Linked DNA regions of Homo sapiens: region 1 is linked to region 2. The links are chromatin contacts, found by Hi-C or POLR2A ChIA-PET in ENCODE. All regions are on one chromosome and are shown on one strand. The core of a region is the stretch at or near the end of the contact, and the rest is flanking DNA. Distances in the headings are between cores, read along the strand shown.

What was found. A loop is a pair of places that touch in the nucleus more often than their neighbours do. ChIA-PET counts read pairs that join two places held with the same protein, here RNA polymerase II (POLR2A). Pooled maps may share reads with other maps.
Region 1: a map with no recorded cell type shows a loop between it and region 2 (4-fold over the local background). The contact joins the enhancer-like site here to the promoter of P2RY12 in region 2. A Hi-C loop is called at or near these places in 2 of 37 single-sample maps with no recorded cell type and 3 of 50 pooled maps. POLR2A ChIA-PET finds 5 or more read pairs at or near these places in 2 of 52 experiments (GM12878 and activated B cell).

What each region holds. Positions count from the first base shown.
Region 1 is chr3:152,191,149-152,195,945 of GRCh38, forward strand. All of the region lies in intron 1 of LINC02917 (long intergenic non-protein coding RNA 2917), which reads right to left. The region is part of intron 1 of LOC101928166 (a long non-coding RNA gene); the gene reads right to left. Among named protein-coding and RNA genes, the nearest start is that of LINC02917, 12 kb to the right of the region's middle. Within about 2 kb of position 2,608, at least 7 of the 41 ENCODE cell types and tissues checked have a DNase peak (open chromatin) inside an H3K27ac peak, as active enhancers do.
Region 2 is chr3:151,382,541-151,387,195 of GRCh38, forward strand. P2RY12 (purinergic receptor P2Y12) reads right to left here and starts at 2,213. Exons shown (of 3, transcript NM_022788.5): 1 at 2,152-2,213. MED12L (mediator complex subunit 12L) reads left to right here. Exons shown (of 45, transcript NM_001393769.1): 33 at 116-205; 34 at 1,239-1,348; 35 at 1,543-1,678; 36 at 2,490-2,651.

The DNA.
Region 1 (4,797 bases), core at 1,358-3,857, 810 kb after region 2:
TACCTAAAAAATAAATGTTTTGGGTGCACAATTACAAAAAGAAAAAAAAATCAAAAAAAGAAAATGTAAGTTTAAAATAATCTCAGAGGAAAAATAAAATAGAAATTACCTTAAAATGTCAATAAATAAATATATTGCATTTTATATTGTCATTGGAAATTATGTTAAGGGAAAACTGGTGCAGCTAAAAAGAAATTTTTTTTTGAAAAAATATCTTACAACAGCTAAATTAGGAGAAATGAGAGCTATATAAATTATCACAATTTAGTTAATATTCTTCTATCCTGCCTGTTAAAATGGGCCTCCAATTGACATTTAAAAAATATGCTTAATTAGATTCACAGATTAAACTTTTCTACTGCAGTTAATTTAACTACTTTCTAGGTAGATTTTATATATATATATGTATATATATGTGTATATATATGTATATATATGTGTATATATATGTATATATATGTGTATATATGTATATATGTGTGTATATATATGTATATGTGTGTGTATATATATGTATATGTGTGTATATATATGTGTATATATATGTGTATATATGTGTATATATATATGTGTATATATATGTGTATATATGTGTATATATATATGTGTATATATGTGTATATATATATACACACACACACATATACATATGTGTGTATATCCGTGCATGTATATGCATATATATGTATGTGTACTTATACACTTTTATGAAGAACTGATCCTGGTTCTATAGAAGGGGAGAAGCAGAGTCCAATATAGATTGATTTTGTTTATAAAAAGAATTTTTTACAAGATGTCTTTTATACACACCTGTGAAATATTTGTTGCTCTGTAGATGAATGTGTTGGCACTCTGCCCCACAGAGTTTTATATATTTTACAACTAAAATGTCTTCCTAATTTTTTTCATTAGATAAAACGTTTCCATGCTATAACAACAACAACAAAATTGTCAGGGGTCTAACTGTGCTTCTCCATCCCCGCTCCTAAAGCCTATATTTTGGGAGCAGAAATTTAAAAAATGAGTGCCTCCTTCCCGATGTCAGAGCAAAAGCCAGATATCTCAGAGAGCAACTCCCCACAAGGGTGAGGATGTGGTTCACTGTGTGTACAGTGCATCAAGGCAATTTCTGTGCTGTTTGCTTTCTTCCCAAACCCCGTCTCTCTCTGCTCCTCAATCTAGATACTCATGCCCCCCAGAATTAGAAAACACTCTGCTTTCCAGCAGTCTCTCCACCATCACATATGGGCACACTCTCATGTGTGCTTAAAACTTTTCAGCCTGATATACATTTTCTATGGACTGAGGCTGCCTTCCATAGACTTGATAGCTACCTAGGCATCAGGACTAAGAAGATACACATAACCATGGTATGATGTAAAAGAAGAATAATCCAAGCACCCTTTCATTATTATTTAATAAGCATTTATTATCTGCCAGGAACTATGGATAAAGATATTAAGAACAGGTGTTCTTAATTAGCCAGGCATGGTGGCATGTGCCTGTAATCCCAGCTACTCGGGAGGCTGAGGTGGGAGAATTGCTTGAACCTGGAGGCAGAAGTGGCAGGGAGCGGAGATCGTGCCACTGCACTCTAGCTTGGGCAACTCCGTCTCAAAATAAATAAATAAATAAATAAATAAAGTGGTCTTTATACTCAAGGAGCATTTGGCTAGAGAGAAAGAGAGAAAATGATAAAAATAATTAAGTACAGGAAGATAATGAGGTGTCATGAAAGATGTACAATGTATAAGTAGGCCACCAAGGAGGAATTCTCTCTGAGGACTTCAGAAAAAAAGATCAAGGGATGATATTTTGTTCATTAATGATACAGGTTTACTATATCCCATCATTGCAAAACGAATGCACTCTATTAACGAAATCATAACTCCACATCTCTAAATAATCACCAAATAGACATAATGCTGGATTTACTCAGTCCTGCTTGGTTGCATAAGTTTGAAATTCACCTTCTTTCAAAGCAGTGTTTTTAGTCACTAATTTCACAATCTGTTAATAGTTTATCTGAAAGATAATAATGTTCTGCAATTGTTATTAATGAAAAGAGTTTTCTGTCACTGTTGAACAAGGAGTGATGACCCAAACCCAGGTTCAGTACACGCATGAGGTAGTCCACTGAGATCCATAGAAGGCTTTCATGAAATAGACTTGGAATCTGTACATTTTGCCAAGAGGCAATGAATTGAAAGGTATGTCGTTTAAAGTCCTATTTACTCTGCAGGCACCTTTTTGACTCACTGCTAAAAGTACCCATAAAAACTCCTCTTGAGCTAAAACAGTTTAAGTTGTCAACTGCACTAAGGAGGCCATAATCCATGGATCATGATCCAAACAGATAGTGAGAGCTCAGCCTGTCATATTGAAGCTTAGTAAGAAAATTTTGATTGTAGCTTGGTGAACTGATTAATGAACTAAAAAAAAATTCTTCTGAATTCTTAAAGGGGCTTCTCGTACTCTGAAAAGATTGATTCAGTCAATAATTTTCAATATTTACCCCAGCTTCTCATAAATATTTCTTAGCACTGTTCTTATCTAGACTAAAAACGAAACTAGTTCTTCCAGGCACCCAAAGCCACAAAGCTTCAGCTGTAGAAGGTCCAATTCAGTCATTCATTACCAGGCGCACATATAATGTGGTTAATCCGTCCTAATTGAAGGTTTTTTACTGCTTTTGCTTTTTCTGCAAACTTCCGTAGACTCATCAGCATGGTCCTGAATGAAATGTATTTCTCCACATTGATATCTCTCACTCGTACTTGCGATATGCGACAGGTGGCAAATAATTTACAAAATGCAAAGAGATCTGTTGCCTAGTAAACAATGCCTGGGACTTTAACTTACTCATTTCCTAGTGTTGGGGATGTAGATTTGAGAAGTAATTACACACAAAAAAATTCTGCTTCAGTTGAGAGGGTTCCAGTAATATCTGAGTAAGTCACAAGTGACCACATCAATATAGAGCTCAATGTGTTATTTAAGAAATAGTACAACTGAGAGGCCGGGCGCGGTGGCTCACGCCTATAATCCCAGCACTTTGGGAGGCAGAGGCGGGCGGATCTCAAGGTCAGGAGATCGAGACCATCCTGGCTAACACGGCGAAACCCCGTCTCTACTAAAAATACAAAAAAAAAAAAAAAAAAAAAAAATTAGCAGGGCTTGGCGGCGTGCGTCTGTAGTCCCAGCTACTCCGGAGGCTGAGGCAGGAGAATGGCGTGAATCCGGGAGGCGGAGCTTGCAGTGAGCCGAGATCGCGCCACTGCACTCCAGCCTGGGCAACAGAGTGAGATTCTGTCTCAAAAAGAAAGAAAGAAAGAAATAGTACACTTGAGAACTGAAGATGTTTCCTAAAGGAGAACTTTGCTCATTTCTAAGCCATCCATCACATAACTCATATGAGACTCATATGGTGTGCCTGGAGTATAATAGACCCTAGTAAAAAAATGACCTGCAGAACTATTCCAATTAGATCCTGTTGGCCCTTGAATCATTAATTCACTCAGCAAGTTTACATTCATTGAAGATTGGCTACATAATTTTGGGGGGCTCAATTCAAAATGAAAATTCAGGGTCCTTTTAAAAAAGTATTAAGAAATTCAGAACAATGGCATCTGAGCATTAAAGCAAGAGTGTGCCCTTCTAAGTGCAGGATCCTGTGTAATTAATTACACAAGTCCCACTCAGAAACCCAGTCTTATATTCATTACCTATTGTGCATTGTGTTGAACAATGCATGGAACAAAAACATGAATAAGAAATAGTCAATGGCCAAGCATGGTGGCTCACACCTGTAATTCCAACATTTTGGGAGGCTGAGGCAGAAGGATCACCTGAGCCCAGGAGTTTGAGACCAGCCTGGGCAACATGGTGAGACCCCATTTCAACAAAAGATGAATAAGTTATCTTTATTAACAAAAATAAACATTTAAAAAATTAAAAATAAATAGATCTTGCCTCCAAGCAGTTTACAATCTAGGATCATACCTAAAATCTGTAAGTGTTGTTAATTACATTAAAAATATTCATTACTCAGGTTAGAAGAAGAAATGAAGGAGTATATCCACTTTGGCTACCTGGGAAGTGTATTCTCTCTATGGGCAATTCCCTCACACTATGTAATGGACACACTTGTGTTTTTTATAAACTTCAGTGCATTTGAAAATGCTGTTCTTTATGACTGAACTGATTTCCATCGAATCTTTGCTTGGCTAATCCTGCCCATGCTTCAGGTCTCACAGTTTTACCAACTGAGAGATTGAATTAGATCGCCAGTTTCACTCTCATAACTCTCCAGATCTTGCCTTCCAAGTGTCTATCATAAGTTTTTAGTTTTATATTTAAGTTGGTGTTTTTTGTTTTTTGTTTTGTTTTGTTTTGAGATGGAGCCTCACTCTGTTGCCCAGGCTGGAGTGCAGTGGCGATCTCAGCTCACTGCAGCCTCCGCCTCCTGGGTTCAAGTGATTCTCCTGTCTCAGCCTCCTGAGTAGCTGAGACTACAGGCACCCGCCACCACGCCCAGCTAATTTTTTGTATTTTTAGTAGAGACAGGGTTTCACCGTGTTAGCCAGGATGGTCTCGATCTCCTGATCTGGTAATCCACCCACCTCGGCCTCCCAAAGTGCTGGGATTACAGGCGTGCGCCACTGTGCCCGGCCGGTGTTTTGTTTTCATTTACTAAAAACTCCATGAATGCAGGGAAGCATCCTTCATTGCTGTTCACTGGCATCTCCCCACTTCCTATTTTAGGACTAGGCCCAGGGTGGCACTTAATAGGTATTT
Region 2 (4,655 bases), core at 963-3,462:
GTTTGTTAATTTGTTAAAGATAAGAAGTGGTTTTTTGCTATCAGTATAAAGCTCAATTTATCTTTAAATGAGAGAAAAATTAAACTTTAATGGGGAGTTTTTTTCCGGATCTTAGATTTTAAGTAACTGGAGAGAAGAACGATACCAAGATGACATAAAAGCGCGGCAGATGATGCACGAAGCATTGCAACTCCGCCTAAATTTGGTAAGTGACATTTCTAGTATTTTCCCTCCATTAAACATATTTACATGTGAAAATACCTCCAGCTTTCCACTTCTCCTAAGTGCAAAGTCTGCATTACAAGGTGAGGCCTTCCACTCTTTGCTCTCTGTAATTACTTCCCTGTTTCTAAAGCCTTCTGTTTCCCTTGCTGCTTTCCTTCCTGTCTGGTCAGACATCTAGACAGTGCTAGGTATTTTAAGCATAGATTTGCCTTCTCTACCTCTACCCCAGTGAATCTCTCCTTCTCTTCAGTTTGTGCTAAGAATAAATCTGAGAAGACTGTTATAAGTGTTAGCTTCTACTATACTTACTTAAAACCATTTAAAAAGTCTTTTAACTCAAAGTTTTGTCCAACTTTCCATCAAATTGATTATAAAGACAAATCCCACAGAGAAGTTTTATAGAAATTTAAAATGTCTCACATATTGTGCATTCCTTGAGTTTTCTTTTCCCATCAGGCAGGCCCAAGTGCAGGCCCCTCTGGAGGATGGCCTGCCTGATACTTTTGCAGTTGTTTCTAACCTTGTCCCAACACGTGAACTGGTAGGTGTGCGGGCCAAGCCTCCTGCCCACCACTGCTGTGATAGTGGATGTTTCCATATGGTATTATGATAGCAGGCTTAGATTCAATAGTAATTGTACAGCAAACACAAAGATGCAGATAATTGGATTACATGACTTTGACATTATTCAGGTTTAATTCAACTATAATTGCATCATAAAACTGGACATCATAAAAGATTTGGAACAAAAGAAAGCTAAGTTTATTGGTGCCCACATTCAGATACTCACGTCCCTTCTTCATTTTAGTTAATGTTTGAATGACTGAACTGTGCTGAAAGAACTAAAAATAGTGATAAACATGTAGGTAAAAGAGAAAAGATAAGGTAATCTATAAACTAGAGCATCCCTTGTTTTTTTAAATAAAAAACAATCAAAATTTGATAACATAAAGCAATGGGGTGTTCTTTCTGTTTTACAGAATGCAAATATCTTACTGTATTTTGTCTGCTAGGTAGGAGGAATGTTTGACACGGTGCAGAGGAGCACCCAGTGGACTACAGACTGGGCCCTGCTACTCCTTCAGATCATTACTTCAGGAACTGTTGACATGCACACTAACAAGTATGTTTTTATCACTTCACATTGATTTTGCTACATGTATGCATGGTATAAGCTTTGATATACTGATGGCGATTTCTGCCACATCTTATTTACTTGGATGCTATTAAAAATTCTGTGCCTTGAATAAAAATACTCAGTTAAATAAGTGTATTTCAGTTTCACTTTAAGATGAAAATAATTATTTTCTTTCTTAGTGAATTATTCACAACAGTTCTTGACATGCTGGGTGTTTTAATCAATGGAACGTTAGCCTCTGACCTATCAAATGCATCCCCTGGGGGATCTGAAGAGAACAAGCGTGCATACATGAATTTAGTAAAGAAACTGAAAGTAAGTTTGAGATCAGCCTGTATTATGAGCTCAAGTTGTTTATGGATTTATTATCTAGTGCATTTTAATTTATTACTCATTAAATGTTATTAATTGTATTCAACTTAATTTAATGTGATTATTTGCTATTTGTTTCACCTAACCTTATTAGTACCCAGAAGTTACATGCACATAACCTTGATTATTTTTTATTGAAAACAATTACATTATAAAACATGTTTAATTTTTTAAAGAACTTTAGAAATCCACTGTTAAATATATAACCAGAATACTAACATTAGATAGATTTAGGATAACTCTATGCTTGGACTGGCACGTGTAATTGAAAAAATAGCCATCTGCATTGAAATTTATAAATCGATTCATTTGACCGACCACTAACAGACTCCTTTAAAAAAAAATTGTAAGAAAACAGTGCAAAAAAGAAACCAAATAAATCTGATGCATTACCAATCAAATAAATCAATGGTTACCTTGTAATCTGACCCTGGACATGAGAAAGTGTTCTGTTCTGCAGCTCCTGTCTTCTGATTGTGATCACTACCCTGGATTTTTGTCATTTCAGCACTATGATGTTTGTTGTGTAACAACAGTGCCTTTGTATGTGTTCTATTTTCTACTTAAATAGAAGAAATGAAACACTCATTGCTCTATTTGGAACTGCCTTGTAGAACATGTTCAGGGTTAAAGAACATGCGCTAAGCTATAAAAAGGGAAATGTTTCATAGGGGAACTTCCTTCTGGTTAACTTTTGCCTTCATTGTAATTTCTGTCCCACTTCTCACTCTCTCTCTCTCTCTTTTTTCTTTAGAAAGAGCTAGGAGACAAGCGATCAGAAAGTATTGACAAAGTTCGACAGTTACTACCTTTGCCGAAACAGACATGTGATGTCATCACTTGTGAACCTATGGGTTCCTTGATTGACACAAAAGGAAACAAAATTGCTGGATTTGACTCTATAGATAAAAAACAGGCAAGAGTGAATGTTTTTTCTTATATATAAATTTATTTACAAAAGATGAAATACTTTTTTTTGTCTTACCATAGGATATATAAAATATATTAATTTTGCTGTTGATGTTTTTAAGGCATATGCTTGTCTTCTAAGTGTACTTAGTCATTGGCATTATCATATAAAGAGGTCATATCTTTGAAGATCTACGTTTTATATGTTTAAAGGACTTAAAATGTTTCCCTGAATTTAAGTAAATTTTTGGAAACCTACCAAGAGAAAACTAAGTAAAAGCTTAGTGTAAAAAAAAAATTGCATAAATAAGTTCTGATTATACTTCAGATTTAGAAGCAGAATATATTTATCAATGAAAAATTTCTTGTAAGCTGAGCATGGTGGCACATGTCTTTAGTTCCAGCTACTTGGGAGGCTGAGGCAGGAGGATTGCTTGAAGCCAGGAGTTTAAGGCTGCAATGTGCTAGGCTCATGCCTGTGAATAGCCACTACACCCTAGCCTGGGCAACAAAGTGAGACCCTGTCTCTGGGGGGGGAAAAAAAAAAAAAAACCTTCCTGTAGTAAGCTATTTCAAATAAAAATTATTTTAATTGTTAGGATATTCTCTATTCCTATCAAGCAGTATTTAATGGACATTTGTTTTATATAAGATATTAAAGATGGTTCTCTAAAATATGAGAAAATTGGTCAGTTACTCTTTTAATGAACAGTAAGCAACCACCGACATTCCACAATCACCAAGATGAAAGACAGAGTTCCTACCCTCAAGGGGGAAGTAGACAGACAATTACAGTGTAATGAGATTTGTGTGACATGGTACAGAGAGAGTATTAGGGGATAGAATAGAGGGTCCCCAGGAAAATTGACACGAGTCATTTTGAAGGATTAAGAGTTAGCTGGGAGGTAGGGAAAATTGTGGTACAAATAAAGGGAGAGTTTATATGAAGACATGAAAGAATCAGATTTACCAGGGAATTTAGAGTAGCCTGAGAATCTAATACCAGTTTGTGTAAAGAAAAAAAGCTAAAGTCATGGTCAAGTTTGAGTTTGCAGTGTCAGCGGACTTCCTGGTAGTAAGACATCTGGAATCCATTTGGATGTGTGGTTTTTACACCAAGGAAAAAGTTCTCATCTCAAGACAAATATTAGGAAACAGTCAATTTACAGGTGGCAATTGAACCTTGGTTTTATTTTGTTTTACTTTGTTTATTTATATTTTTTGAGATGGAATCTCGCTCTGTCGCCCAGGCTGGAGTGCAGTAGTGCGATCTTTGCTCACTGCAACCTCTGTCTCTCGGGTTCAAACGATTCTCCTGTCTCAGCCTCCTGAGTACCTGGGATTACAGACATGCACCACCAGGCCCAGCTAATTTTTTTTTGTTTTTGTCTTTGTTTTTTTTTTTTTTTCAAGACAGAGTCTTGCTCTGTCACCCAGGCTGGAGTGCAGTGGCGTGATCTCGGCTCACTGCAACCTCCACCTCCCGGGTTCAAGCAATTCTCTGCCTCAGCCTCCTGAGTAGCTGAGATTACAGGTGCCTGCCATCATGCCTGGCTAATTTTTGTATTTTTAGTGGAGACGGAGTTTCACCATCTTGGCCAGGCTGGTCTTGAACTCCTGACCTCGTGATCCACCTGCCTCAGCCTCCCAAATTGCTGAGATTACAGGTGTGAGCCACCACACCTAGCCTTTTTTTGTATTCTTAGTAGAGACGGGGTTTCACCATGTTGGCCAGGCTGGTCTCAAAGTCCTTACCTCAGGTGATCCCACCCGCCTCAGCCTCACCAAGTGTTGGGATTACAGACACGAGCCACTGTGCCTGGCCTGAACCTTAGTTTTAGATGAAGCTACTCATAAAAGAATGCATATAGATAACAACAGTAACACTTACATCTTAGGGAATGACTGAGTAGTTATTTGGGGGCCATTTAAGGAAAAATATTTTTAAATTGACATTTTAAGGCAAGTGCCAAGAGATGTCACCAATTAATGTTAAGAATAAAAAGAGGGT